Regions from separate parts of the Homo sapiens genome. Here all the other regions are linked to region 2. The links are chromatin loops, found by intact Hi-C in ENCODE. Cell type or tissue: mammary epithelial cell. All regions are shown on one strand.

Evidence for each region. A loop is a pair of places that touch in the nucleus more often than their neighbours do. Peaks named below come from ENCODE experiments on the same cell type or tissue, not always from the same donor. Only the 100,000 strongest peaks of a DNase experiment are listed, where the experiment ranks them.
Region 1: it touches region 2 in a loop (22-fold over the local background); 2 of 110 quality-filtered maps call a loop at or near these places.
Region 3: a loop joins it to region 2, with 3 times the contacts of the local background. A loop is called at or near these places in 2 of 110 quality-filtered maps.
Region 4: it touches region 2 in a loop (12-fold over the local background); 7 of 110 quality-filtered maps call a loop at or near these places.
Region 5: a loop joins it to region 2, with 8 times the contacts of the local background. A loop is called at or near these places in 8 of 110 quality-filtered maps.
Region 6: a loop joins it to region 2, with 9 times the contacts of the local background. A loop is called at or near these places in 2 of 110 quality-filtered maps.

Annotation. Positions count from the first base shown.
Region 1 is chr4:189,901,645-189,906,644 of GRCh38, forward strand. The region is part of intron 2 of FRG1-DT (FRG1 divergent transcript); the gene reads right to left. Among named protein-coding and RNA genes, the nearest start is that of LINC01596, 23 kb to the left of the region's middle. In mammary epithelial cell, a CTCF peak has its summit at 2,975 (motif pointing left); no DNase peak of the experiment used is centred here.
Region 2 is chr4:189,200,039-189,205,038 of GRCh38, forward strand. It overlaps LOC124900838 (a long non-coding RNA gene), which reads left to right and starts at 3,107. Exons shown (of 2, transcript XR_007058428.1): 1 at 3,107-3,224; 2 at 4,605-4,843. In mammary epithelial cell, a CTCF peak has its summit at 2,414; a DNase peak (open chromatin) is centred at 2,323; H3K4me3 peaks cover 187 bases.
Region 3 is chr4:188,400,439-188,405,438 of GRCh38, forward strand. No RefSeq gene overlaps it. Among named protein-coding and RNA genes, the nearest start is that of LINC01060, 53 kb to the right of the region's middle. RefSeq lists an enhancer at 4,413-5,000. In mammary epithelial cell, a CTCF peak has its summit at 3,031; DNase peaks (open chromatin) are centred at 313 and 4,887; H3K27ac peaks cover 3,806 bases.
Region 4 is chr4:188,968,626-188,973,625 of GRCh38, forward strand. No RefSeq gene overlaps it. Among named protein-coding and RNA genes, the nearest start is that of LINC02508, 190 kb to the left of the region's middle. In mammary epithelial cell, a CTCF peak has its summit at 2,679 (motif pointing right); no DNase peak of the experiment used is centred here.
Region 5 is chr4:189,790,840-189,795,839 of GRCh38, forward strand. The region is part of intron 3 of FRG1-DT (FRG1 divergent transcript); the gene reads right to left. Among named protein-coding and RNA genes, the nearest start is that of LINC01596, 88 kb to the right of the region's middle. In mammary epithelial cell, a CTCF peak has its summit at 2,375 (motif pointing left); a DNase peak (open chromatin) is centred at 2,352; H3K27me3 peaks cover 160 bases.
Region 6 is chr4:189,121,588-189,126,587 of GRCh38, forward strand. LOC105377613 (a long non-coding RNA gene) reads right to left here and starts at 4,588. Exons shown (of 4, transcript XR_001741964.1): 1 at 4,523-4,588; 2 at 3,453-3,561; 3 at 2,652-2,795. In mammary epithelial cell, a CTCF peak has its summit at 2,770 (motif pointing left); no DNase peak of the experiment used is centred here.

The DNA of each region.
Region 1 (5,000 bases), 700 kb after region 2:
CAGAAGAACTCTGTTATTTACTTGGTCTAATGCCAAAACAGGCCAGAGACCCCTCTCACTTACTTCTCTTTAATCCCAAACCCATGTCTCAATTTGGTCTAAGAAAGAGCCGAACACCCAGGAGGCACCAGGGTAGAGAAAAGCAGCCAGCCAGAGAGTGACCTCCATGCCAGGGGAGTGTGTCTGAGCTTTGTTTTATTTTTCTTATTTGTCTGTAGTTGTGTGATTGGTAGAAGAGAGTAGATATGAAGTCTACTGACACAGGATTGGTCTTCAGGCATGTCTTACCAAGCATAGGGGTTCCACAAATAAGAGAGCAATGATCAGACTTTCTTCTAAAAGGAGCAGCCACAAGCTACCTTAACTCTCCAACTTGCCCATAAATCTTCACCTACAGTTAGGAAGATTTCACCATTAGCTGTGGCCCATAAAAGATCCTTAAGCTTGACCAACCACAGAGGTCCATCTCCTTGAGGAGGAAGTGAAAGGGGTATGGACAGAAGCTGTGAGCTTTCTGTCCTCCACAGGCCCCCAGCTGTGTCTTCTACTTCTTGTACAAGATAGTCTCCAAATGATGTTTTCTGGCAGACAATGCCACAGAACTGATCCTTATCTCACTATGGAAATGAAAGATTTCAAAGAATTTGTTGCCTGAAATATGGTGCCCTAATCACATATTAATAAAGCTGCTATCCAGGAAGAAGGCAGATTTCAAAAGAAAGGCTGTTAGCCTTCTCAGGGACCTAAAAAGTACATATTGTAGAACAATGGTAAATAGATCTTGGAATCAGGTAGACTTTAATTCAAGCCCCAGCTATGCCAGTTATTAACTTATGTGACATTGGGAAAGGCTCTCAAATTTAGTTTTGCAAAATCAGAATAATATAGGTAGCCAACAAATAGGGTTTAATGGAGGTAATAATGAAGGTGATTAAGATGATAAAATTAAATAATGAATATAAAGTGCTTAGCATGTAATAAATTTTATTGTATGATTTCAAAGCACATGCTTTACCTACAGTGCTATAAAGCTGCTTGCAATAGTCAAAGCTAATAGAAGCTCTAGTCAGAGCTAATAGAAGCCTTGTGTATATAATTATTTAAGAATTCTGTAAATATACATAATAGGGTAGGAATGAGAAAATCTTTAGAGGAAATATTCAAATATGCTTGGTTTCTAGCAAATCCAGATAGACCGTTTTGGCAACAACCAAGTCATAATTTTAAGTCTTGTTATAGGAGCTAGAATTTTATTCAAGGGGCAACTGATTTGATTAGATAAGATGCTGTGGACTGCATGTTTGCATCAACAAATGCACATGTTGAAACTCTAACAATAGAATGGCATTAGAAGGAGGACCTTTGGGAAGTAATTTGGTTTTGATGAGGATGGAGTTCCCACGATGGGGTTAGCATCCTAATAAGAAGAGAAGGAGACTAGAGCCCTCTTCTCTCAGCCATGTGAAGATACAACAAGAACACCTGCAAACCAGTAAGAAGGCCTTCACCAGACACTGGCTCTGCTGGCCCAGATTTTAATCTTTGATTTCTCAGAACTGTGAGAAACAAGTATGTGCTGTTTAAGCCACTCAGTCTACAGTTGTTTGTAACAGCAGCCTGAGCAGACAAAGACATAGGGTTCCTTTTATTTTCAGAATTCGGTTTAGCTGTAATCACCTACCATCCTGAAATGCTGTTTCCTCCTTCTGCCCTTGAAATATAAGCTCTGGGACTACAGCTTCATGGACAAATTCTGAAGAATTTGTCTCTGCTCCTGTGGGATGCTAACCTAATCAATCAAGGAATGTTTGCTCAATGGAATGAAACATCTTAATGCAGCTTGCCAGCCAATATCTGCAGAGCACACCTCATGGGTTCTGGCTGGCTTGGATTTCTGAGACTACTTCATCCTACCCATCAGACTGTGGACTCAGATTCAGCCAGAAGGCCTGATTCTAGCGTCAGTTTTGCCTTTGGGATATAAATGCATGCCCTACTTCACTGAACATGAAACCCTGAATATTTGGCCATTACTCTGGCAATTGCCCTCCCTCCCTGTGCCAATTGCCAGTCAACCCAACTCCCAGGCAGCCTTGGCAGTTATGTCTGCTCGGCCTGCTGTAGCAGCCAATGACTTAGTAAAAGTCAGAACATAGATCTGCTAGCTCCCAGTCCAGGATTTCCCCTTAACTCATCCATGTATATATTAAACAACTAGGCTTGCTTTTAAATTCTTTTTCATTTAGCCTCTTCTTAGAACTGATCATTTTGAGAATCCTGACCTGCCAATATTCCATAATCTTTCTAAAAGTGACACAGCAAATACGACGCATGCACAGTGCTAACTGCAGCTGATTTCATTTTTCCATCATCTATAAAGCACATAAGGTAATTTCTAAACCAGCAGTAAAATCTATTTATAAAGAATGCTGATTTGTTTTCTGCACTTTCCAACACAGAGCTTCAATTTATTTCCTTACCATAAAAAAACCATTACTTTTTAAAACAATCATAGTTAGTATATTTTATAAATGTTTTAATTTTTGTAAAGTCCAACTTGCAAATTGGAGTGTAAATAGCTTTCTTAAAATGGAAGGAACCGTGTTAGACCCAGTATGCTGACTGATTTCACTGTGCTTCAAAGCAGACGATTTCACAGTCATTCGGTAATGAGTTTTTATAAAGCAATTGATATCACTAAAAATATAATTATAATAAATAAAATTATAGGAAAAAGGAAATCTTCATTCAGACAATGCCAAATTTTTTAACTCATTGCTAAAAGATTATGTTTGTACATGAAAAATTTTACACATTCTTTCTATGAGATAAACCTGATAACACCTTGAAAACTTAATAGTTATGGAAAAGGAACTACTGTGATATTTTTTAGAGAATGTCGTGTTCTTGATGTTCTTGAGTGAGCTGTCTCATGTTATTAGAAGGGAAACAGCACCACCTTGTGGGGAAACAACACCACCTTGTGGACAAACAAAGAAAGTGAATGAAATTTTAGGGCCGGGTGCTTAATCCCAGCACTTTTGGGAGACCTGGGAGGAGGGTAACTTGAGCCCAAGAGTTCAAGACCAGCCTGGGCAACACAATGACACACCCATCTTTACCAAAAATTTGAAAAATTCGCTGGGCTTGGTGGCTCACACCTCAGGTCCCAGCTACTTGGAAGGCTGAGGTGGGAGGATCGCTTAAGCCCTGGAGGTCAAGGCTGCAGTGAGTGTGATCATACCACTGCATTCCAGCCTGGGTGACACGGCAAGACCCTAGCTCAAAAAAATTATGTTTATGTAGCACTTCCTACAAGGAATATAGTATCTTGTTTGTATTTAAATGACATCGGGACCAGCATGGTGGCTTACAGCTGTAATCTCAGCTCTTCAGAAGGCAGAAGGCAGGAGGATCACTTGAGGCCAGGAGTTGGAAGACCAGCCTGGGCAGCATAATGAAATAATAATAATAGTAATAAAAAGCTAGGCGTGCTGGCACACACCTGCAGACCTAGCTACTGTGGAGGCTGAGTGGCAGGATCGCTTTGAGACCAGGAGTTTGATTGTACTGCGTATTGTGAGCTACGATCGAGCCACTCCAGTCCAGACAACACGGCAAGACCCAGTCTCTAAGCAAAATAAAGGGACATCAGAGCATTGCTTACAGAGATTTATAAATGATCCCAAAATGTCTTCAGGGAGATAAATTATCTAAATATAGCTATATGGACTCTTCCTAAATTCCAAATTTGGGTGGAAAAATAAATGAGATAGAAGACTTCTTGAAATGTATCAAGACTCAGAAAGACAAAACAAAAACTTTCATTAGGCAGCTAAAGAGGAAATCCCAGCGACAAGAAGCCAAAGGAAAGGGAAAAGAAATGACAACAATGACCATACTTTCTACACATCCAACCTCTTCTCTACCACCACTCAGCAAGACCTCCCACAGCCAATCACTGCCTTCTCTTGTGGACTTACCCTCTACTCTGTGAACACATGAGCCAGAGAACCCTGAGAAGTCCCTGGGTCCCTTCCAGGGGCTCTGCAAGGTCAAAACTCTTTTCATAAAAATACACAGGTTTTGTTGACCTTTTCCAATTTCATTCTCTCACAAGTATAATTGGAGTTTCCCAGAGGCTACCTGACGTGGGATGTCACAAGAAATTAAATGTAGAAGCAGAAAGGAGAACGAAGTTTTCTTCTATTAAACCAGACATTAAAGACATACTTAAAAATATAAAACAATGTCAATGTTCTCACCAACTTTACTGTTTAAAAATGATAACTTTAAATAAAAATGTGATTTATGTAAACATATAAGTATATTTTTTTAATTTCTCAGCTTTAATGTTTAATATGATAAATATAGATAGATATAATCCAAGTAAATAAAAGCTCTTTGGGGTCCTCAATAACTTTTAAATGTAAAGTGGTCCTGAAACCAAAAATTTGAGGACAGATGCTCTAAAGCTCATACTCTCTGATGTAGCTTCCACCCAGGTCATTTCTTAAATACTTGATCAATCATTTCCCATGTCCCTCACCCTATCCTTGTTGCAAAATTCCATTTTCCTACTCTAGCCCTCCCTGTCATGAGAAAGTTCCCAGGTTGTAGACATTATTTACTAAATATTTCTTAACAGCTTTATGATGATAACATGACATATAAAAATTGTGTAAATTTAAGGTAACTTAATGTTTTGATATTTTATACTTTTTGAAATGATCACCACAATCAAGCAAATTAGCATATTTATTATCTCTACATATTTACCATTGTGTGTGTTGACAGTAATTAATTTATGATCTAGTCCTTTAGCAGAACACAAGAATATGACACAGTGTTGTTCCATGTTGTACATTATATCTCCAGAAATTATTATAACTTGAACTTTGTACAATTTAACCAACATCACCCCGTTTCCCCTCCCTGAGCCCCTGGCAACCACTGTCCTATTCTCTGTTTTTATGAATTTGACTGTTGTAGATTCCTCA
Region 2 (5,000 bases):
ACATCCAACGTTCCATTTAGAAATGATGCCAGGGTGACTGACAACGCTGAACTTCAAAGGTGTGAGATAGGGAAAGTCATTAATAATCAAACTGAAAAACACATTATGTCAAGTTTAGAAGTAGCCGTTGCAGAAGGTGAGTCTCTGAAGTTTCATTTCTACAAATGAACGGCCAGTATTTGTGGACTCTATGGAGAGCCCAGAAAGCAAAGAAAAGTAGTAGCACATATTTGGCAAACATCCTGTTGTTTAAGCAGATTTGTTTTTATGTCGCTGAGAAGAACTACTTGAAATTTTTCAGCGAGGAGAGCTTTGCAGTAAACACTTCTAGTTTATTAGAAGTAGTGCAGGATCGCGAGTATGCAGCCTATGCAGTTGAATGGACCCCTGCTCTCGGAAGAGCCTCACACGTGTTCTGCTGAATTTTCTGCAATTAATTCATCAAGATTTAAATTAAACAAAGACCGATTTGTACCTCCAATGGGCCAGACACTGTACTGAGTATCACTATGGAAACAACAGTAAACACTAAATGTGGTCCCTGCCCTCAGGCACTAATTCAATAGAAAGCAATATAGAAAATTAGACAAAGGAGTAAGTACAATGAATGTGATGAAGTGTTACGACTATGTGTAGTCTACTATAAGAGACAGACATATCGTGGCTATAAGATTAATGACAGCCATAAGGCCACCTTGACATCTCACAGTGCCTACACTATGTATCACTTAGCAACTTAATGTCACCTGGCTTGGGGATTTCCAATTCTGGCCCAGGGGTTACCAGAACTCTATGACAAGGGGACCTAAAACCCCTGTTGCCCTAGAGACAAGGCCACCTCAGCACAGATGCCAATTTCATAAGCCTTGAAACAAAGTTTACCCTTAAAGAATGGCTGAAATCCTCTTCACAAAAGAAAGCCCTAGTAACTGACCTGGATTGAATACAGGTGTAAGAAGGAGGAAGAGTCCCCCAAATATTGAAAATGGTCTCTGGCTGGAAGTCCTCTGGTTAGTCAGTCTTCTGACCCCGACTGTGTGTGGCCCATGCCACAGCCGACTCCTACTAACCCTCCTGTAAGGGCACTGCCAGAAGAAAGTGCTTGAGCATCAGACGGTGTCTAAGGCTCATCTATGACAAGAATCGAGCTGCAGGGGAGAAGTCGCCCCTGGGGGAAGGCTGATTAACTAGAACCACTCAAGATCCTCGAATGTGACACTAAATATAATTGTATAATAAGAAAAGACACAATGCACAAACAGCCTGTAGGCATTGGCTAGCAGGGGACCACACAGCAGAGAACAGTTTATGTAAGGAAGTAGTTTATGAAAAAGTGAGTGGACATTTAAACAATGGAGAAGGCAAATATTCATTTCCTCAATCTGCTGTATTAGGAGACGTGGAACTTTGAAAATAGAAAAGTAGAACATTACCTGGAAGGCAAACATCATCTTATATAGATTGTGTAAGAACTTATTAGTGACCGAATAAGAGAGAGAGAAACCAAGAAAGGGAGAAACCGAGAGAAACTAAGAGGGAGAATATGATGGAGCAGGTGAATACCTGGAAGCATCAGTGCTCAGACATCCTGGGATTTCTATAATCACCTGAATTTCCTGATTTCCTGAGGTCTGTCTCACTGAAACTCTCTCTCAGTCCAATTTCTTGGGTCCAGTTTTAATGCCATTTTAATTCATCAGCAAGCTCTCCTTAGGGATTTGCCATTTGGGTCACAGAACGTGTTTGCCTCTTTCCCTGGTTCCGTTGAACTGTGAGTGGCCCTGGTTATGGCACACACTTTACCTGTGACAATTGCACCTGAACACAGCAGAGCTACTTGGCTGTAAATGAAACAGCCAATCTCTTATTTAGTTACAATGTCAGTGTAAAATGCAAACATGTTTTGAATCAAATGTATGTTATTAAATCGCTGAATGGTGGAAAAAGGGGAAAATAATATGTGGATATTTCAAGATTTTTAAAAATAAATGGAGTTGAGGAAAAAAGTCATTCAAAAACTAGTTTTTGTGATACTTCTAGCTTCTTAGCAAAGATACTGGATTCGACAGCTCAAAGAAATTTCTAAGAAGTTTCCAAACCTAAAATTTAAAACGCTAAGCGGATTCCTTTTCCTTTATGATTGCAACGTTCGAACAACATTCTGTGTGAGTGTTCATTGTCTGGTGATCTGTAATGATAGGGTTTCTGGCCAGATTCTTGACAATATCAATAAACACATTTCCTATCAACCGCAGTCTCACTCCCCTGGACATTGTGACATAAACACTAGTTGGTTAAATCCAGTCTCAGCTATTCTCTGAGAATGCCAAACTGAAACCACGTTGCACACTCGCAACGTGGCCCCAGGGGAGCCGCGGCCTGGCAACGCGCGCATCCTGTGGTAGTTCAGGAGCGCCACCTGTCGTGGAGAAGGAGAAAAGCAGGGCAGGGAAGACATTCTACATTTATTCTATTTTGGTGACATATATTCAAATAAAGGACGTATTTTCTTCTACAACTGTATTTTGCCCATTTGCTGTTTGATGATGTCTTACTAAAATGTTAAAGCGTGTTTACTGACTATAAATCGATAGTAAGTATCTTTTACAGAAAGAAAGAAAGGAAGAGAGAAAAGAGAAAGAAAGAAAAGAGAGAGGAAGGAAGGAAAACAACACTTGTCTTACCTTTATAGAAATTCCTGTGTTCAAACACTGTTCATTATATTTTTTCTTTAAATAATACCCTTAAGAAATGTACAGTTCTAAAACCCTACAACAATTTGTGTTTTTGTGGTTAAATAAACCAGTGTGAACTGTTTAAATAAACCATGAGGGCTTCATAACAGAAATTCAAATGCCCGGGTTGTGCTTGATCGTTACACAGGGTTTCAGCTGTGGTTTGCAGATTCTTGTAAACTAAACCTCATGGGAAGAGCCCACATTGACAGCTCATTTGTGAACCTTGAGGACAGAAGGCACTGAACTGCCGCCCGAAAACACTCTTCTCATTCTTAAATGTCTCTTCCATACATTCCAAGTTCCTAAAGGCATTCAACATAGCAAATGCTCTAGAAGCTATTTCTGAGTCATAAACCCAGTGACGTGAGCCAAGGTCTTCAAAGGAGACTCTCCTAATCTAAAAGCCTCTGTTCAGTGAGTGCTCCTACTTTCCGTGGCACCCAGCCTTCTTTCTCTCCGTGCTCCTCTGCATTTACCATCTCGCAGGTCAGTCCCCACCCCTTTCTGTCATCAGCACCTCTGCACCTCTGGCTTCTTCCCCTGAAGGCAGCCTGTCTGGCTGCTTCTCATCCATCAGCTCTCAGCTCACATGTCGACACTGCAATAGAAATTAGGCCTACCTATCTATTTGATTCCAACAACTCACTGTAATTCGCAACTATTCTATTTATTTTCTCTAATTTTTTCCTGGTGTGTTGCATATTTCCCTCTCCAAAATAGAAACTTGACCAATACAGCCCCTTAACTACCTTATTTACCGTTTTGTTAGCAGCATATAGTAACATGCCCTGGGGAGATGTGTGCACAATAATATTTTTGGAGTGCTGAGATGAAGGCTTTTCTATCAGTCAAACTGAACAAAATGTCTGAGGCTCTTTTGATAGGCTTAAGCGGATGTAAATAACTCTATATCATTGTAGCACGGTTTGCTGAAAGGCAACTCATGGGCTATAAAGGCAGAGAATTAAGTGTGGAAGTTTATAGTATTAGTTTGGTGAATAATATTATGATAAACATTTAAACTTTCCCTGGAATTCTGCAGCTCTGGAATAATAGATAAAAGTGTTGATGTTTCTCTAGCACAGGTAATCTCAGTGCAACTGGAGAAAGTTTGAAGTTACTGAATATTTGGCTAACTGAATTTGCTAATCTGCTTAAATAACAACTCCCAAAGTCTTGATACCCTGGTCTTTTTAAACGTGGACTAACAAAAATTCGACTGACCGAAACTTTCATTTATATTCATCTGAATATACAGCATATTCTGAATATATAGACAGGGACACTGTAATATCCCCAAAATACACATTCCTGGAACATTGCATTCTACCAGTCTTCTGTGTTACCTATTTTATGTTAATTTTGGCTACGTTATATGTTCCAGAAGTACCAAGATTTTCTACTTAAACAGTAACAAGTGAGTTTCAGTTGGGGCTGTTTATTTATGAAAGCTGTTTCATAAATAAATAAAGCTGTTTATTTATGATAGCTGCAGCTATGAGAAGCACCATGGGAGGGAGTCTGCAAACTGGTAAGACAGGAAAAGTTTCTCATGGAAGAGTAAAAGCAAGACGTTGTTTGCTAGAAAAAGGATAAACAAGAAAAAGCTAGTGTGAAAGAAAACAAAAATAACATACATAAAAGGGAGCAAATATGTTCCCCTCTCCCTGGAAAAAACAATTGTCTTTTAGCCAATAGTAAAATTAGAAAAATAAAGATAGATAATAGACACTTTGCGATATTAAGTGAGAGGAATTGAATGTGAATTTTAGTATTCTGACTTTAAAAATCAAAAATCAGAAAACCTGTTTGATATCCTAATTTTTGTTTTGAATGTTTACTGAATTATTAAATCCGAAAATCTAGGAACCAATTGATGCTGAAATGGATAGAAGTAGCACGAGTGAAAACTGAAGCAGAGGCATCAGGAAGACGCATCCTCAGAAGCTGTAAGACAGCATGGCGTGGGAGACGGCCCCTCTGTTTCGTCTCCTCAAGTTCCGTGGCAGACTAGTAAGACTGAGTTTGACACCTTGGGAGAGACACGTCTGCCAAGTTTGTCATCCATTAAATTCACATTAAATGATAAGAGTTGACCACAGTAATGTTGAGAGTTGAATAATGTTACTCTAGAAAGAAGATAAGAATTGTTTTCATATATTTGAAGAATTTTTACAAGGTAGATATCCCAAACCAGAAATGTTATATAAACTAATAGCTGGGTAACTTCACACAAAGTTGAAATAACATGGATATAGCACA
Region 3 (5,000 bases), 800 kb before region 2:
AAGGCCCATCCAGATAATCCAAGATGATCTCATTTCAAAGCCTTAATTATATCTTTGATGACTCTTTTTCCAAATAAGGTCTCAATTAGAGGTTCCTGGAATAAGACACGGACTCATCTCCCTGGGGGCCACCATTCAGCCTGATCCGGAAGGAAGGCCATGATTTCAGCTCTCTGGGATTTGAGACAAAGAGGCCCCTTTTCTTTCATTTTATCTTTTCATGTCTCTTCTTGCCATGTACCCACATGATTGAGTGTGGGCTGAGGGTGAATCCAAGAAGGGCTTTGTTTTGTGGTCAGTACAGGCTTTGGTCCACAGAGACAACAATACTTTCAATACTCTTTTGTTCTGCCCCAGAGGAGCTCAACACAGAATTGCCTAGAACAAGAAACTGGGTAAGTGTGCTTGGAACATACGCTTGTCTTCTCTTCTTTGGACTCTTGATTGCAACACTCATCTCTGCCTGGATATTCACATGGACTTATACTCTCTGTCTTTTCTTCTGTGTGTCTTCTCTTCTGTATGTCACTGAATGTTGGGCCCACCTGGATAACCCAAGATGATCTCATCTTGAGGTACTTAATTATATCTGCAAATAACATTTTCCTAAATAAGGTCACAGGCATAGTTTTGGGGGACTGGGACATGGATATATCTTTTTGGAGACCATGATTTAACTCACTATAGGCTAAATTCTCAGCCCTAAAAGGGGTCCTACACAAAGTGAGGGCACTCAATGGAAAGAAGGGCTCTGAGATGTGAGATAGGAACATGTGAACAGAACCTTCAACCCACAGATTCCCCTGGACTATCAGGTCCAGGAGAAGAGACTCCTTCCTCTCTCAGGTTGAGACTCCCACGGCCTGGAGATTAGGCAAAGCCTCTGTTCGATCTTTGCATGAAATTAAGTAGTCTTAGTGGTCTATTGCAGGGGTCTCTATCTGTGATTGACCTTTACTTATTTCTTGCTTAATGTACTATCATTCTCTTTTTTTCTTGAATAAGGTAGTTTACATATTAAATTCTTCGCTAAAGATACAGCTCTTAAATTAAAAAATACTACTACTACTACCATTTTGCTTTAGTCAGTAAGTTCTGCCTTAATTTTCTGTCTATTTTATATATTTTGTCTATATTTTGTTGATATATTAAAGTTTTTTCTTGTTTTTATTAATATGATGATTTAAGGCTCTAGAATTTCTTCTGAGTGCAGATCTACCTGGGTCATACAGATGTTGTCATATGTGGTCAGTTCTTTTACAAATATTCTTCAACGTTTTTCTCTTTGGCCCTTAATGATATAAGAAAACTTCCAAAAACTGTATGTTTTTTAGTGTTTTGGAGTTTTATTGTTTATTTAATTTCACTGCATCTTAATCAAATAATTAAAAATGCTTTTTAGAAATTACTGAAGTTTTGTGGTCTGAAATATAGTCTTTTTTATGATCTGTGGAATCAAAAAAAAAAGCATTCTATATTTTTAAGGTGCCAAGTTTGTTATCTGTCAATTAGAGAAAACTATGTGATTTACATTTTTACATCATGACTTACTATTGCTCTCTTCAGCAGTCACAGCCTGATAGAGGTGATGTAATTTTCCCTGCTGTGCTCCTGTGTCTGTGTCTTTCCTTATGCATGCTCTACTTTTTTTTTTTTTTTTTTTTTTTTTTTTGAGACGGAATCTTGCTGTGTCGCGCAGGCTGGAGTGCAGTGGCGCGATCCTGGCTCACTGCGAGCTCTGCCTCCCAGGTTCATGCCATTTCCTGCCTCAGCCTCCGGAGTAGCTGGGACTACAGGCGCCCGCCACCATGCCTGGCTAATTTTTTTTATTTTTAGTAGAGACGGGCTTTCACCATGTTAGCCAGCATGGTCTTGATCTCCTGATCTCGTGATCCGCCCACCTCGGCCTCCCAAAGTTCTGGGATTACAGGCGTGAGCCACCGCGCCCGGCCTACTTTTTGTTTTAAGAACATTGATGCTCTGTTATTTAATCTCTAGAATTCATAACTGGCATATCTTCATTGTGAATCACACGCTTATTTTTTCTTTTCTGCTACTTTTTCTTACTTCTATGCTTTTTCTGCCCTGTGTTTTAAAGAGAAGAAAATCAGTGATGCCACACAAAACACTCCGTGGTAGTCAGATCACAGCGATGGTTTTAACATTTGTAGTGCTGACATTCTGTTCCCGTTCTTGTCTCTTTCACTGAGTTCTCCTACCATCAGGCAGGTTCCATGCTCGTCACCAGGCCCTGGCTGCAACTTTTCATACCCTATCAACATTTGGTTCACTGATGATTGTTGTTTGCTAGATTTTCCAAGCAGTTCCATATAAACAATGTTCCCATATCTTTGAACATTCAAAAATCAGTTTGTATTGCGTTTATACTTGATTGAAATAATAGTTGGTATAAAATTTCCGGGTTGCACTTTCTTGGTGCAAAATTTCACAGGTCTCAGCTCTTTCAGTATTGAATACTGCTACACACTGCCCTTGTGATTACAGATTCAAGCTGGCCATCAGACTTGCAAGACACAGACAGCTTTAATCTGATGCTACATTTACTGGGCTTTAAAGGAGGATACAGGCCGGGAGACACAGCTGGTGTCCTGGGGCACCCACAGCTCCCTTTGCCCTTTCACCTATCCAGGGCCTATGTGGCTGCCACAAACAAGAGTCAGGGTGCTTGCGGGCCACATGGATAATCAGAAGCCACCGCCTTGATTTCCCAACAATTTTTTATGCTATTTCTAGACACAAAGCTACAAGCCACATATTGATTCACAGCCCCCCTGTTCCAAGGGCAATGGAACATAGGTGATGAGGGAGACATTCCACATCTATTTCAAATCTGTAATTTCCAAGTGTGTCTGTTAGCTTCTGTTGATTAGGAAATTATCCCCAAATTTAGTCACTTCAAACAGCAACAGTTTGTTAACCTAAGGATCTGCTGAAGAGTTCCCATGGTCTGGGCTGGCTCTGGCTAATCTCGCCCAGGCTTGCTCACATGACTGCAGTGCCTTAGCAGGATGGCAGAGGGCGACTAGCCCGTCATAGCCTGCCTGTGGTCTGGTGGTTGGCCATTTGCCTCTGGCTCAGCGTGGCGATTGTTTCATTATTTTGCATTCTTTTGTTGTTGTTGTTTTTTGTTGTTTTTTTTTGTTTGTTTTTTGTTTTTCGTGTTTTTTTTGAGACAGGGTCTCTCTCTGTCACCCAGACTGGAGTGCAGTGACGTGATCTCAGCTTACAGCAACCTCTGCCTCTGAGGCTCAAGCAACTCTCCCGCCTCTGCCTCCCAGGTAGCTGGGATTACAGGCGAGCGCCACCACCGCCCAGCTAATTTTTGTATTTTTAGTAGAGATGGGTTTTCACCATGTTGGCCCGGGTGGTCTCGAACTCCTGACCTCAAATGATCCAGCCGCCTCGCCCTCCCAAAGTGCTGGGATTACAGGCGTGAGCCACTGCGCCTGCCTGTTGTTAATAGTGGTAAAATATTTGGTGCAGCTTCTCAGTGGCCACATTTTACAGTTTCGGATGCACTTTCTGGATCGGGCATGCATTTTCTGCTTGTGTAACTCTGCTTATTTTGCATTATTTTAAGGCATTTATAATTAATTCTGATTCCTCATTTTGGACTATGTTTTGTTTCTCCTGAACCGTCTCTTTCCTGTAGGTAGAGGGAAGCATTTCATGGAGGGCCAGGTCCCTGGCTAGGACAAGGTAGAGCCTCACAGTCATATTTGGTATCCAGCGGCCATTGCTCTGCCCCAGCCTGTCATCTGGCTGTGGTGGGTTTGGTGGCCCACGTCTAACTCTACCTCTGTTTCTAGACTGTGACCCGGGACCGGGGGAAATTAGTAGCAGCCCGTGCCTCCAGTGCCACTGTGGCGAGCCCTCTAGGACGGGCCTCTCACATTGGGCTTTATGGTGTCCGCGGCCTCAGTGTCAGTACTCTGCTCCTCCCCACAAGCAGCCCTGCTCAGTTTGCCCTGGGCTGGCAGGCTTTTTCTCTGTGTTGAGGTTTGGCATTTCACCTCACTCCTGTTTTCATTAAAAGTAGACTTTTCCTTTCTATTTCAAGTTCTGTGGATGATTTTGGGAGAATGTTTTCTTTATATCATCTGCAAATACGCTTCCTCATTTCCCACCTCGACTTTCCATCTTCCACTTTCAATCTTTTCTTTTTTTGGAAGGAGGGTGGGGTATTGTCAGAGTTGTATTTTCCAAGAGCCCTTTCAATTTCTCCATTTTTGCCCTTTATCACTGTGTGTGTGTGTGAGAGAAAGAGACATACAGCATACATATAGAAAGATGTGCAAAATGTAAATGTATATTTAACAAGTGGTTATAAAGCCATATAATATGCAACAACCACACAGGTAAAGAAATAAAGTCTTACCAAAACCTAGCAGTCTCCCAGGTGTCCCTCTCCAGTCACCACACTCTTCCTCATGCCCCTACCCCAGTACCCCCAGGAGTCAAACACTTTTCTGCCTTTAGTGTCATCATGTCTTAGCTGTGTTTATAATTTTACCACCTATATATGCATTACGAAAGAGCTGCTTCTCCTTGCTATCTTTTTCTTGCTGTAGGTCTTGTATCTTCAAAGATACTTAGAAATAGGGTTCCGAATATAACTTTTTCTGTTTCTGCACTCTCTCTCTTCTTTTGTGTTTCCTTTAATCTGTCAGACTGATTTTGTTCCACTCACATGAAAACTCTGTCCCCAGTGCCTCCTGATCCTTGCCTCTGCATTCATGACTAAGTGTGATGCACTGGGAGATGACTGGGAGTCCGTAGGGAGTGGGCGTATTGGCCAGTGGTCCTTGCCTCTGCATTCATGACTAAGTGTGATGCACTGGGAGATGACTGGGAGTCCGTAGGGAGTGGGCGTATTGGCCAGTGGTCCTTGTCTCTGCATTCATGACTAAGTGTGATGCACTGGGAGATGACTGGGAGTCCGTAGGGAGTGGGTGTATTGGCCAGTGGTCCTTGGCTCT
Region 4 (5,000 bases), 230 kb before region 2:
TTATGGATACTTAATAATGTATGCTTTAATTTAAGATTTGAAAAAAGTCAGGAAAACCATGTCACCTTTAGGATAGGTCAACAATAATGGTTTGATTATAATTGTTCTTTCCAGTTAAACAATGACAAAGCAACCCAGGTAAACCATACGTAGATTTCCTAGCAATGGAACTGAACGGAGTAAAAGGAGCTTAGGTTCTCTTCTATAAACTCCCAAGCTAAATGAGCTGGAATAAAAATCTAAACCTCTGTTTCCCCACTTGTCAAAGAAGGAGGTTGGACGAAAGACTCATTTTGTTTCTCTCGCTTGCTCAGTATCTTTGGCCCTTGTCACAGGCCATCTCTTTGCTCAAATATAAATCAAGTTTCGCAGTGTTTCTCACAAGTGCTCAAACTCACCTAACATCCGTCTTCTTGGAGAACAAATATATTGATTTGGCAAAACCAACTTCTAAATCAAAAAGGACTTCTGCAATAGAAATTTGCATTGAGAAAATAAATATATGCCAGCAGGAAATATGGGCAATGATTAGGAAATAAGCCGCTTTAACACACCTCAGTATTAAAGGGTATATTCACCAATTTGAAAGAAAAACATGTTTTCAAGTGCAGTCCCACAGTTCACTACCTCCACTTTCTGTCAGCAGACCTTTCCCAGCTGTAACCACTGTTCAAAGGCCACATACATGTGTTTTGGACACAGGCACTGGGTCATAATTTGCTCTGTAATTCTAGATTTTATTTTCAAAATGGGAATTTTCAAGGGAGCAACTTGCATGCAGTATGCTTTTGGAGAGTTCTAAAGGTTAAATACAGTATCCAGGAATTTTAAAGCCAAGGGACCTCTGAGTTGTCCCAAAGTATCTATTCATCATGAGCCTTTCATTTCACCCCAGGGCTTCAGCTAAATATATTGCATATAAAAAGTAATTTCTTTTTCTAGCTCTGTCCTCCTAGGACCTAGTCAAAAATCTGCATGGTATTTCCAAGGAACACACTTCCTTCTCTTATGCCATCCAGTTTCAGATTTTTATTTGTGTTACTCCTCGCAGTACAGAGACAATAGCTTCAAAATTGGAATCTCACAAAGCGTTTCTTCTAAAATCTCTGCTTCTTTAGTCCACTTTACACCGAGCTGATAAGAGCAGCCCAACCGGCAAGCGTTCCATGTACATCAGCAATATTTCCAGCCCACTTGGTTGACCCGGTTAGATCAAATCTGAAGGAATGTCAAGCTGTCTTGGAAGCAAACAAATAGGTGTAGCTGATCCCACACCCCTGTGAGTTGGACGGCTTCTTTTCTACTTGTAAATCTCTAGCAAATAATTCCTGGGCATTTAGTGACTGGGTTTGTGTTTTCAAATCAATTTATATGGCTAAATGTACTGTTTAAAAGAAAATATTATTATGCAATGTTTTAGTATTGTAGAATGAGAGTTTCATATCTCAAAGGATAGATTTAATCTCAGCAAACCTGACTTTCCTTTGTGCTGCTGCTTCTCTTCTGAATGACTCTTATTTTTTCTTCTTGGTTCTATGTGGCTCTCTCAGTTCCTTAAAATCACTCTTATAAATTGGAAACAATTTAAAATGCATTCTAGGCCCTCATATGCCTATAATCACGCCATTTTCCTGGATGATTTTCATCATTAAAGAGTCCCCTTTGTCACTGTCTTCTGCCTGGTCAGTTGTCATGTACGTTACAATGAAATTGTCGCACTGCTTTAATTGGAAGTCAGTATTCCCTCAACCCACTTACCTTGTGATCCAGCATCTACAATGTAATAGAGTTAAACTCTCAAGAGAACATCATCATGACCAACAAGGCAGAATCCCCGAGTTATTTTTGCCCAAACCAGCATTTCCTAAGTAGAGCCTGAGTTCACCACTGCGTCCACGCATGGATGTGCATAGATACCAACCTGGTTACGGAATGTTTGAATGGAAAACTTCCAAGTTGACTAAATATTTGTCTTTCAGGTATAATAGTGAGGAAACTGGTCTTAACTTGACTCTCCAGATAAAGGATTTTTCTGAAGCCATTCTAGCTCTATTTCTGGTGTCTTTACAAATTACATCCTATTAAAGTAGTCCTGGGATGATTGAGTCCAGATGCTCCTCAATTTACAATACAGTTATGACCCTGATGAACCCATCATACCTTGAAATTATCATAAGTCAAAAATGCATTTAATGCATTTAATACACCTAACCTACCGAATACCATAGCTTGGCCTAGCCTACCTTAAATGTGCTCAGAGCACTCACATTAGCCTTCTGCTGGGCAAAGTCACCTAACGGAAAGCTTATTTTGTAATAAAGTGTTGACTATCTTACGTAATGTTTTGAATACTGTACTGAAAGTGAAAAAGAAGATGGTTGCATGGGTGCTCGAAGCATGGTGACTACCGAGTGTTGATCGCTTTTGCACTGTATAAAGTCAAAAGATCTTAAGTCAAATAATAAAAAGTCTGTACTTAATTGAACTAAAGAAAGTTTCAGTCAGTTAAAGATCTACATCAGGAAGAGAGACGAAGTGAGACTTTTGTAGAAAAAAAAGGGGGGGCATTCAAATAGCTGCAATGCTTACACACATTTTTAAATCATTGTAAAAGAAAACAAGATAATTTCTGTGATTGGCCTGGAGGCTGATAATAAACTGTGTTGGTTTTAAGGCCTGCCTACAGGTGGCAGTGCTGTTATCACATAATTCATCAGCAATGATTTGGCCCGTGCATCATTAGAAATCACTTTGAACATACATTGAGTGGCAGTGCCTTCCGCTAGTCACTGTTATCAGCAAACACTTCCTAAATGCTTACTGAGTGTGTGTGCAGTACTGTCCTTGGCTTGCCATTAGGTGTTTCCACCTGCAGCCATTTCCAAGACAAATCCTCATTGACTGATGATGTACCCAGCAAGAAACAAACATTGTAGCTTCTCTCTCTCTCTTTTTTTTTTTTTTTTTTTTTTTTGAGACAGAGTCTTGCTCTGTTGCTCAGGCTGGAGTGCAGCAGCATGATCTCAGCTCACGGCAATCTCCGCCTCCCAGTTTCAAGTGATTCTCCTGCCTCAGCCTCCCAAGTAGCTGGGATTACAGGCACCCACGACCACGCCCAGCTAATTGTTGTATTTTTGCAGAGATGGGGTTTCACCATGTTAGCCAGGCTGGTCTCAAACTCCTGACTTCAGGTGATCCGCCCAACTTGACCTCCCAAAGTGCTGGGATTACAGGTGTGAGCCACCACACCTGCCCTAGCTTTTGTTTAAATGGCACACTGATACGGTTTGTCTGTGTCCCCACCCAAATCTCACCTTGAATTTCCGCATGTTGTGAGAGGGGCCTGGTAGGAGGTAACTGAATCATGGAGGCAGGTCTTTCCTTTGCTGTTCTCATGATAGTGATTAAGTCTCATGAGATCTGATGGTTTTAAAAAGGGGAGTTTCCCTGCACAAGCTCTCTCTCTCTTTGGCTGCCGCCATCCACATAAGATGTGACTTGCTCCTCCTTGCCTTCTGCCATGATTGTGAGGCTTTCCCAGCCACATGGAACTGTGAGTTCTCCCTGATACCTCTTTCCTTTGTAAATTGCCCAGTCTCTGGTATGTCTCTATCAGCAGTGTGGAAACGGACTAATACACAGACACTACATTTCTACATAGACCCCCAAGTGTCTTCGTTTTGCTGTAAGTATGACAAGCATTTTCTTCCCTTCTGAGTAAAGATTTAATTCCATCTATAAATGAACAAAAATGAGAGAAAGCTCACTAGCAAATATCATTTAAAATAACTTTTTTTTTTTTTTTGAGACGGAGTCTCGCTCTGTCATCCAGGCTGAAGTGCAGTGGCACAAACTTGGCTCACTGCAAGTTCCACCTCCCGGGTTCACACCATTCTCCTGTCTCAGCCTCCCGAGTAACTGGGACTACAGGCACCTGCCACAACACCTGGCTAATTTTTGTATTTTTAGTATTTTAGTAGAGACAGGGTTTCACCATATTAGCCAGAATGGTCTCGATCTCCTGTCCTCGTGATCTGCCTGCCTCGGCCTCCCAGAGTGCTGGGATTACAGGCGTGAGCCACTGCGCCCGGCCTAAAATAACTTTTTTATACAAGGCATTTTCTACAAAATTACAGTCATTGTAAAGAACACAGATTTAACTTTAATATATTGCTTTGTAGGGTGAGCTAAACTGAGAACCAATGAAATTTTAAATGCATAGGGGAAAAAAGAAACAATAGGAAACCAAGAGAGCAAATGCTGTTTCAAATTAAATGAGGGTAGAATTCAAGGAATTCTAATACCACAAATACACCTCTAAATTTGATTCCCATTGGTTTCAGGTACAACTCTTAATTCCTACTTCACCTCTTTTTATGTTGTGGGGGGAAAAATGATCAAGGGAGAAAAGAAATTGGTAATTTCAAAGCTTTTTTTTACAGAATACACCCTTGAAGGTTTATACAAAGTGCCAGAGTCACTCGACCTTTTAAAGATCTTTCTCTAGCAGTGAGTTGAACAATATTACAGCAATAATCTATTACCCTTTAGTTATGGTCTAAAGTTGGTACTTGACTGTAATCCGAGGAGACTTCAGCAGCCCCCACCCACAGCTAAAAGGCCAGCCCATGCACCAGCACTTTCATATACTGGCTGGAATGGCCCCTAAGGGCTAATGGTGCTACCCGAGGCCTACTTTACCCTCAGAATAGCTTCACACTGTCGCAGTGAAATAAAAGATAGCGACGAATCTCTGAGCAAACGGTTTTCCTTGAGAATATATATAAAAACAGAACTGCATTCCAGGGTGTACGCACAGACCACGGTGGTCCCGTATGCCCTAAGAACAAAGGAAGAGGTTGGAGTTTTATTGGGAAGGAGAAATGTGATGTAAATTGTTTTCAAAGTGAGTTCACTGGTGCTAGTGAAGCCTGTCGGGAGCTGGCAAGCCCTGCAGGGCGGGGAGTGATGTCCCCACAGGGCGGGGAGTGAAGCCCCTA
Region 5 (5,000 bases), 590 kb after region 2:
CACAGCCAAGCTCATCACCTGGAACACTGCCTTTGTGCCGTGCTCCTCCTCACACGGCTCCCTGTTGCTGCCACATCTCATCCAGGCTCCTCCCTGATTACCTTGATGGCAACACCCATCAGCTGCCACACACTCACTTCTGCTACTCTCCACACCAACTCCCTTCTCCAGTCAGCAGGATTTCTTACCAAGCCACATCTCCTCTCCACCCTACACCTACAGGCAAATGCCAGGCTCATCTCCAGCACTTGGCCTCTGCTCCTTTACTCAGCCAGTATTTACTGCCTTGCGACTATTGCCCAGGCCCGGTGAAGGCTGTTCACATATGTAAGACAGGCTCCCTGCTTCTCAATAGCTTATTCCTCTAACAGGCAAGACAGGATACCCAGGTAAATAATTTCCAGAGTATGACAGGTGTTCCAACAGGCATAGGCAAGCTCTACTTCAGCGTCCAAGGAGAACTCTAGCCTGAGTAATACGCCATCTTACCCCTTCTTAGGACTTTCACGTGGGCTGGCATCATCTCCCCATTACATTGCACAATTCAAGGGCAAGGACTCTGTCTCCCAGTTTCTTTGTTTACCTCGCTATACCTAGCATGCTAGGAAATGATTAGACATGTATATTGTATCTAAACTTGTAGTATAATACACCCATTTTATAAAGATTTGAGTTCAGTTTTCTCTCTGTCTTCTTTTTCTGGAGACAGGGTCTCACTCTGTTGCCCAAGATACAGAGCAGTCCTGCAACCATGACTCACTGCAGCCTCGTCCTCCTGTGCTCAAGCCATCCTCCTGCCTCAGCCTCCCCTGTAGGTGAGACTCCAGGCATGTGCCACCATGCCTGGAAAATTTGTAAAGTTTTTTCTAGAGAGGCTTTCTCACTGTTTCCCAGGCTGGTCTCGAATATCTTGCCTCAAGTGATTCTTCCACCTCTGCCTCCCAAAATGTTGGGATTACAGACATGAGTCACCATACCCACATAATTTCTTAAAGAGTAGTACAAATAATAAATAGAATAAAATACATTTTTTAATAAAAATTTCAGTTTTTAATGGGAAAATATGGATTATATGTATCTAATAAAAATAATCTTCAGTTGATACGGTCCTAATTTTTAAAACATGACTATGTGCTTCATTCATTCATTCATTCATGCTCTCAACAATCGTATACTGAAGACTCACTATGATCTAAGTGCTGGCACTTTCTCTACAAGGACAACAAAATGGCCAACTCTGAGGAGCTTCTGTTCTGAGAACTCTCCAAGAGGAACACAATTCTGAACCTTGACCTCCAAGGGCTTTCTGATGTCCCAGAGCCACTGCATCACTAAGTTGGGGCCACCATGCACAGCAGGTTATTCCAAGCATTTCCAAGCTATGGATATATATTTTGTCCATTGTATTTTTTTCTCCCTTTACTTAAAAAAAAATTTGATGTGGTCTGCAATGTGACTGCCCACTGGTCAGCTCCAGCACGGACCACAAACAGCAGGGGGCTTAGAGCACAAACTAAATGGGGTCCACCACACCCTGCTTTCATCTCCCAATATTTTTCATGACTTTTCCCAAAGAGATATAAGCATTAGTGGTTCTGAACTACTATGCCCATAGCATTTTATTACAGTTTGCCCATATAAAGAGTTTTTGTGGCCCGTATAAAGCAGCAACCTCTTTGATAAGTGACATACAGCATTTCCATCCACCCAGATCCAGGGCTGACCTAGAACACAAAGAGAATTCACCAAAGGCTTTCACCAAAATTCTCTATTTTTCTTTCTGCCTTTCGAGAACTAATTTCTCTTAAAAGAAAGAAAATTATCCGTGGTTTCCACTTAAGCCAAACGGCCAGACAGCTCCCAGGAAAAATCTAGAGAGAGGAGGATGATTGGAGAGGCGGAAAGAGAGGACATATACCTCCTTCCTTCTTATCAAGTCCCAATACTCTGCTGCTCAAGGGAATATGGAATCTCAGAAGTACTTGATATGAAAATGACAAAATTCATTTATTGACAGTTGGGTAAAATTGTATCCTAACACAATCACAGAGAGTGCTGTCGTTACTTGAACAAAATAAAGCAACACAAAAACATTTGGCCAATGAGGTTCACAGGACGCAAGAGACTACAAGCTGGTGAGTGACAGGCATACGTTCAAGCCTTGCACTGTCACGGTATGGGGTCAGATCTTCAGAGAAGTTTTGACAAAGGATTTCACTGCCCTCACAATACATTTTATGCCTCTCCTAAGAAACGCTTAATGTCTGCAATTATGTGTCAGCCACCCAAGAGCCTCAGAACGCTATGCAACCGCAGCATGCAAAAGCAAACGTGTCAGAAAGGAAAACTGGGACGCTACTGCCCTCTGCTGGACACACAGGCGAAGGGCGATTCCTGCACCGTCTTTACCGCACCTGGGAGGAGTTCTGGGCATAGCTGCGTGCAGCTGGCGACACTTTACTCAATACAAGAGGTCTTGAGTGCGCAAGGCCTCATCTGGGTCATGGACCCTGCATGACTCTTGTGACTGCTTAGATAAACTACATCTCACCAAGGATGACTCAAAGCAAGGAGTGATATTGAAATATTTTAATTGTTCTTTTTCAGTAGCTGTTATATATTGAAGAAAACGCTTTTGTCAATGTGAAAAATGCCTATTAACGTTTATTCATAACAGTAAACAATTACCACTGCGGTATGTCAAAAGAGATGGGGATGCCAGTATGAACAGGAAAGAGCTGTCCTATCTCACAGGTCAGCGACGTTACACAGTCCAGTGAGGACACGTATGTATGTCTCTTGTGTGTAGATTTGTTTTGTTTTTGAAACCAATACCTTCTTCAAATGTTGCCTTGAAGTACACATTGCAATGGGGTTGACTTAGTTTGAAAATCACTTTGTATTTGGCAAATGCCCAGTCAGGGACCGCAGCCTAGACACACAGAATGCAGCCATGTGAAGGCCATCCAAGTTCAAACACAAACGAAAAAATTAGTGTGTCCAGTTTCCAGTCGTAATAACTTTACCTTACAGACAAGCCGCTGATTCTCGGGAAGTCTGCTTCCCTCCAAATCCAGCTCATTTGGAAGGGAGGAAAACAACATTTAATGAGCCCCTCTCTGTCCTACGCGTCAGCCCATGCAGCCTCACAACTGCACCTTGGGGTACCCAGGATTACGGACATTTTACAGGTGAGATCACGCTCAGAACGCACGTGCAGAAGAGGCAACTGGCAGTCACACATGGCCCACCATGTCTTAGACTTGGAGACATAATCTCACCTGCACATCAGACTCTCTCGACAAGACCCTTCTAAGCTAGGTGGAAAGAGGTAAGTCAAGGAGAGAACACCCAGAGTCTTAGCCCTGATGCTGCACTGACATATCCACGGTCGGGGACACATCCTAATGCTTCCATGCCTCAGCAGCTACATCTGTACAAGGGGACACTCAGTCTCAAACTTGCCTCACTTCATCGTCAGTCAAATGACTCTTTTTTACCCTTGGGTTCTTGGTACTGAGAAGTATTTAAATTAGTCTTTTTTTAAAGTGGTTGCGTGAGCCAGGTGCAGTGGCTCACACCTGTAATCCCAGCACTTTGGGAGGCTGAGGCAGGTGAATCACCTGACGTCAGGAGTTCAAGACCAGGCTGGCCAACATGGTGAAACCCCATCTCTACTAAAAATACAAGTTAGCCAGGTGTGGTGGCAGGCCCCTCTAATCCCAGCTACTTGGGAGGCTGAGGCAGGAGAATCACTAAAACCCGGGAGGCGGAGGCTGCAGTGAGCTGAGATTGAGTCACTGCACTCCAGCCTGGGTGACTGAGAGAGACTCCGTCTCCAAAAATAATTATAATAAAGCAGTTGTGTAGACCAGAGTGAAGAGCTCTGACTCTAGAAGTCCACAAGGCTGGGTGCAAATCCAGGCACTGCCACTCACCAGCTCCACAACCTGTGAAACTCCAAGCCCAAGTTCCCTGCCATCACCCACAAGAGTAACCGGCCTCCTGCAGTGTTGTTCTACGAATCCCAGTAGCCTGCCCCATGGCCAATGCTCAACAAATGCTCATTCATTTCTCTCCCCAGTTACCTTCAAATGTGATGAGTTCTTTATGTAACTTGAGAATTTAAATCCATCTGGGGAAAGAAACTAGATGATTCTCAGGGCCCTTCCAGTCCTGTACTTCTTAAAGTATTACTATGCAAAGTTTTTCTAAGTACTTCTGTAATCCTCGCATGATTACAGAAGCCAGAAGCAGCTTAAAAGGTACCCAGTTCTGTTCTCTTACTTTAGAAATAAATTTTGACCTAATGGGCTCACCCAAGAAGAAACCAAGACTAGAATGTAGCCCAGTGGGCTCCAAAAGACATGATAATGCTGCTTTAACCTACCCCTAACCAGAATGTTCTAGAGCACACACGGCTGCACCCTCTGAGCTATGTGGGGTTGGTAGGGTGAGCCTCACCTCAAATCCCAAAAGGCAGGATGGAAAGCAGGTAGCGCGCCTGATTAGAGAGCTCCTGCAAACCAGCATCATGAGAGGGACTTTTTAATAATCTGGGTAGAAATAAGCCTATAGTCTTAAACACATTTTTAAAAATATGCAGGATTTATCTTGTGTTGGGAATGTGAATAGATTAGCAAAAGCTTCAGCTGAGCACAGTAATGTAAAACCAGCCAACTAAATAAAACCAGAAGGTCTGAAGGAAAGGGAATTACCTGGGCAGAGCTGGGAATTGGAAGATGTTTAACCACAGACATGCCCCACCCCTTGGCTTCCTGTGCTCTGCAACCCCCACCTTTGGGGGACATTTGAGGCAGTGCTCATCCAGTCATAGCGTAGGCCTTTTGCCTCATTTCATTCCTTCCTGAATTCATTATGGTGTTAAACAGGCCTGCCTGTGACCTCGAAAGCGGTGTGACCACAGCTTGGTCCTTGCCCACATCCAGCATCCTCAGCATCCCGTCTCCTGGAATATATCACAAAGATACTTCACTCTC
Region 6 (5,000 bases), 78 kb before region 2:
GGCAGCCACATGTAGAATGAAACTGGATCCTCATCTCTCACCGTATACAAATATCAACTCAACATGGATTAAATACCTAAATCTAAGATGTGAAACCATAAAAATTTGAGAAGCTAATATCGGAAAACCCTTCTAAACATTGTCATGGGCAAAGACTTCATCACCAAAAACCCAAAAGCAAATGCAACAAAAACAAGGATGAATAAATGGCACTTAAACTAAAAAGCTTCTACACAGCAAAGTAAATAATCAGCAGAGTAAACAAACAACCCACGAAGTGGGAGAAAATATTTGCAAACTATACTTCTGATAAAGGACTAATACCTCATCAAAAAGTGGGCTAAGGACATGAACAGGCAATTCTCAAAACAGGATGTACAATTGGCTAACAAACATATACAAAATCCTCAACATCTCGGCTGCACGTGGTGGCTCAGGCCTGTAAACCCAGCACTTTGGGAGGCCGAGGCGGGCAGATCACGAGGTCAGGAGATCGAGACCATCCTGGCTAACACGGTGAAACCCCGTCTCTACTAAAAACACAAAAAATTAGCCGGGCGTGGTGGCGGGCGCCTGTAGTCCCAGCTACTCGGGAGGCTGAGGCAGGAGAATGGCGGGAACCCCGGGAGGCGGAGCTTGCAGTGAGCCGAGATCGCGCCACTGCACTCCAGCCTGGGCGACAGAGTGAGACTCTGTCTCAAAAAAAAAAAAAGCTCAACGTCTCTAATTATCAGGGAAATACAAATCAAAACCACAATGAGATACCACCTTACTTCTGCAAGAATGGCCTTAATCAAAAAATAAAAAAGTAATAAATGTTGGTATGGATATGGTGAAAGGGGAACACTTCTACGCTGCTGCTGGGAATGTAAACTAGTACAGCCACTATGGAAAACAGTATGGAGATTCCTTCAAGCACTAAAAGTAGATCTACCATTTCTTCCAGCAATCCCACTATTGGGTATGTACCCAGAGGAAAGAAGCCATTATACAAAAAAAGGTACTTGTACACACATGTTTATAGCAGCAGAATTCACATTGCAAAAATATGGAACCAGCCCAAATGCCCATCAGTCAACAACTGGATAAAGAAAATATGGTGTGTATATATCATGGAATACTACTCAGCCATAAAAAGAAACAAAATAATGGCATTCGCAACAACCTGGACGGAATTGGAGACCATTATTCTGGGTGAAGTAACTCAGGAATGGGAAAGGAAACATCGTATGTTCTCACTCATAAGTGGGAGCTAAGCTATCAGGACACAAAGGCATACTAGTGATACAATGGACTTTGAGGACTTGAGGGAAACGGTGGGAGAGGGGTGAGGGATTAAGGAGTACACACCGGGTACAGTGTACACTGCTCAGGTGATGAGGGCACCAAAATCTCGGAAATCACCACTAAAGAACTTATCCATGTAACCAAACACCGCTTGTTCCCCCAATACCTATTGAAATAATAATATAATAATAATAATAATAAACAAAAGCAAACAAACAAATAGTACCTCAGTTTCTGCCTCATGGATAGGGATTGTCAGAAGTCATCTATTTTAGAACATATCCTAATTTTAGAACTGTTAAAATATGAAAAACTAAGCATCATAGAACTGAAAGAAAATAGTAGGGTTGCTATGTAGATTTATGTGAGTTAAAACAACCAAACACCTCAGCACAGCGGCTGGCCCAGTGTCATCACACACCAACTATGATCAGTTACTCTTACTCCCAGCTAATCTAGCACAGGCTCATGAGCTCCAGTTGGTTACTTAATTTACAGAAATTCTACTCCACAACTCTTGTATTTTTGACTCCTTAAAATGAAGTTAAGTGCTTTTTATAAAAAAAAAAATGTTAAATGCTTAATAAATCTCTCCAGTCAAGGATTTCTGTTTTCTTGATTAAACCAATGGTTCTTTGAAAAAGAAGTCTAGGGAGCATCAGCAGCAGTGTTCTAACAAGCCCCACTGAAGGTGTCCGTAGAATTATTATGGCACTCATGAAAGTGTGGATTTTATAAAGACAGAATTGCCCAGCCTTTCCCTAATGTGATCTACAGACCAACCTGTGGAAAAATGAAACAGATTTACTCTACAGTAATGCTTAGCCATTCATAATTTTCTGGAACTGAGGTCTGAGAACATGTTTCTCAGTGGGTCAGTCACTTTGTTTTTCTTTTCTTTTCTTTTTTTTTTTTTTGAGACAGAATCTTGCTCTGTCACCCAGGCTGGAGTGCAGTGGTGTGATCTCCGCTCACTGCAACCTCTACCTCCCAGGTCCAAGCGATTCTCCTGCCTCAGCCTCCTGAATAGCTCGGACTACAGGTGCCCGCCACCACGCCCGGCTAATTTTTCTATTTTTAGTAGAGAGGGAGTTTCACCTTATTGGCCAGGCTGGTCTCAAACTCCTGACCTCATGATCCGCCCACCTCGGCCTCCCAAAGTGCTGGGATTACAGGTGTGAGCCACCGCGCCCGGCCACTTTGTTTTTCACATACTGAGAAGAGACGATGCACTCCCATGAGACATCTTCCACACCCAAGAGCAGAAAGGACAGCCTTCAGGCTGGTGGCTGAGGTTCACTTCTATTTATAACAGCATTTTAAACAACATAAGCTTATGGTTTCATAAAACTAGAAGAATATACCTGAAAATAGATTTCTGAAGTTTGATTTCACTTCATAAATTCACCTTCCATTGACGCTCCAGTGCATTTCAATCCACATCGCTGCAACGATGAAGGAGCGCTGCCATCTGCAGGCGCAGACCGACTAGAGCAACAGCTCAAAACCTAAAATACCCGCGTGTCCAGAATTTAAATGAGAAATATTTTGTTAAAACAGTATCTTAGCAAAGGGAAATAGCTTATAACGGAACAATCTTTTAGAGGCAAAGCTTTCGTCTGTTGCTTTACTCTCTTATTAAATCATTTATCCAAAATATGTGAGACCAATGAGGTATGTTTATTTATGCATAATATGCTGAAGTTTCAAAACACTGATTTCCCACAGGGTAGGAAACCATGTAGAAATAATATGTGTGGCTTTCTGGTTTGTTTTCTAAGAGCAGCACACTGAAATGTAAAAGCAACTGTGTTTGTACAATAAACAGGAGTCTTCTTTCTCTCCTAACATAGCAAAGAAAGGAAAAAGGTGTTATTGCTAAAAGAAAATACACAAAGTAAGAATCCAATACTAACCCTCTACTAAAGTATTTCCTTATTTATAAAAAAGAAATGGTTCCCATGCATTTCTCACAAATGCATGTTTTCAGTGGATCAGCAAGATGTCCAAACAAGAAATACCACCCTGTGGAAAAGCTGTGCCTATGGTATTTCTGACGTACCAATGCCAAAAAGTGGCTTTGGCCTGATTCCTCTTTCCTATGATCTCAGGTTGTATTTCCAGATAAAAGAGATTCAGTTACATTTGGAAGTGAGAAGAAATACCTGGAATTTATCCCCCCCAACTCGCACTGCGGCATTCTTTGGTCTTAGTCCAGGTATTCAATTCCACTTTCCTGCTCTTGGACCCTGTTGATCCGGGAAGAGGGTGGGCCTAGAACAAAAAAAAAAAAAAAAAAGATTTGGTAAAAACTGAGTGGATGGAAGAGCTGAGGCACACATTACCTCTTAGAACAATAGAAATGATTTCTTCAATAATTGTTTTGATAACTGGGCGGCCTGTCCACGCATTCATCTCAGTGAAGTTTTCCCTGATAGCCTGTTTTAAATTGATCATAGTTTTTCTTCATGATGCACATCCTGCCCTTTCCTTCCTCAGTATCACTCACAGAGCTAAAGGATATCCATGTCTCAAATATTAAAAAGCATGAACCAAGAGTTCTAAAATGATAAATTATGTGTCAGTGCAGCAAATGTATCGCTAGGCTCAAAAAACCCTATGAATGAATTAAATTTCTAACAATGCCTACTGTTTATTAGAAGCTTTACACCAAGGCTAATCAGTATTTCTGTAAATATATGATAGACAGGAGGGTTACTAATTACATTTTTCAGAAAGAGAATCAAGGTTGCATGATCAAGTCTATTTGTGGCATTTGACTCCACGTCAGCTTTGAGGGCAGATACAGGGTAAATCTAGGCATGATCGCTGTTCACTGTCAGTGAGTCCCTGGGAGAAAAGACAATCTGGGAGGGAAAACAACCAAGAGATGATTCTGATAGCATGAGTTTCTTAACTGCATTTAGACACTGATGCTTCCAATTCATATTTCTTCCGGAAATCCTATGGTTGTGAAGCAATCTATCACATTATGTTTTCTTTCCAATTTGTATTTTTTAAATTTAACTTTTATTTTAAGGTCAGGAGGACATGCGGAGGTTTGTTTCATAGGCAAACTTGTGTCATGGGAGGTTGTTGTACAGATTATTTCAGCACCCAGGTATTAAGCCTAGTACCCACTAGTTATTTTTCCTGATACTCTCCCTCCGCACCCTCCACCCTCTGATAGGCTCCAGTATCTGTTGTTTGTCTCCTTGGGTCCATGAGTTCTCACCATTGATCTTCCACTTGTAATTGAGAATAGGCAGTATTTAGTTTTCTGTTCTTGCGTTAGTTTGCTGAGGATAATGGCCTCCAGCTCCATCCATGTTTCTGCAAAGGAGATGATCTCATTCTTTTTCATGGCTGCATAGTATTCCATGGTGTATATGTAACACATTTATTTTATCAATTCTAGCATTAATGAACATTTAGGTTGATTCCATGTCTTTGCTATTGTGAATAGTGTTACAATGAACATATGTGTGCATGTGTCTTTATTATAGAATGATGTGTATTACTTTGAGTGTATACCCAATAATGGGATTGTTAGGTCAAATGTTAGTTCTGTTTTTAAGTCTTTGAGGAATCACCTTTATCTTCCACAATGGTTAAACTAATTTATACCCCCATCAACAGTGTATAAGCATTCCTTTTTCTCTGCAATGTCACCAGCTTCTGTTATATTTGACTTTTTAATAATAGCATATTAG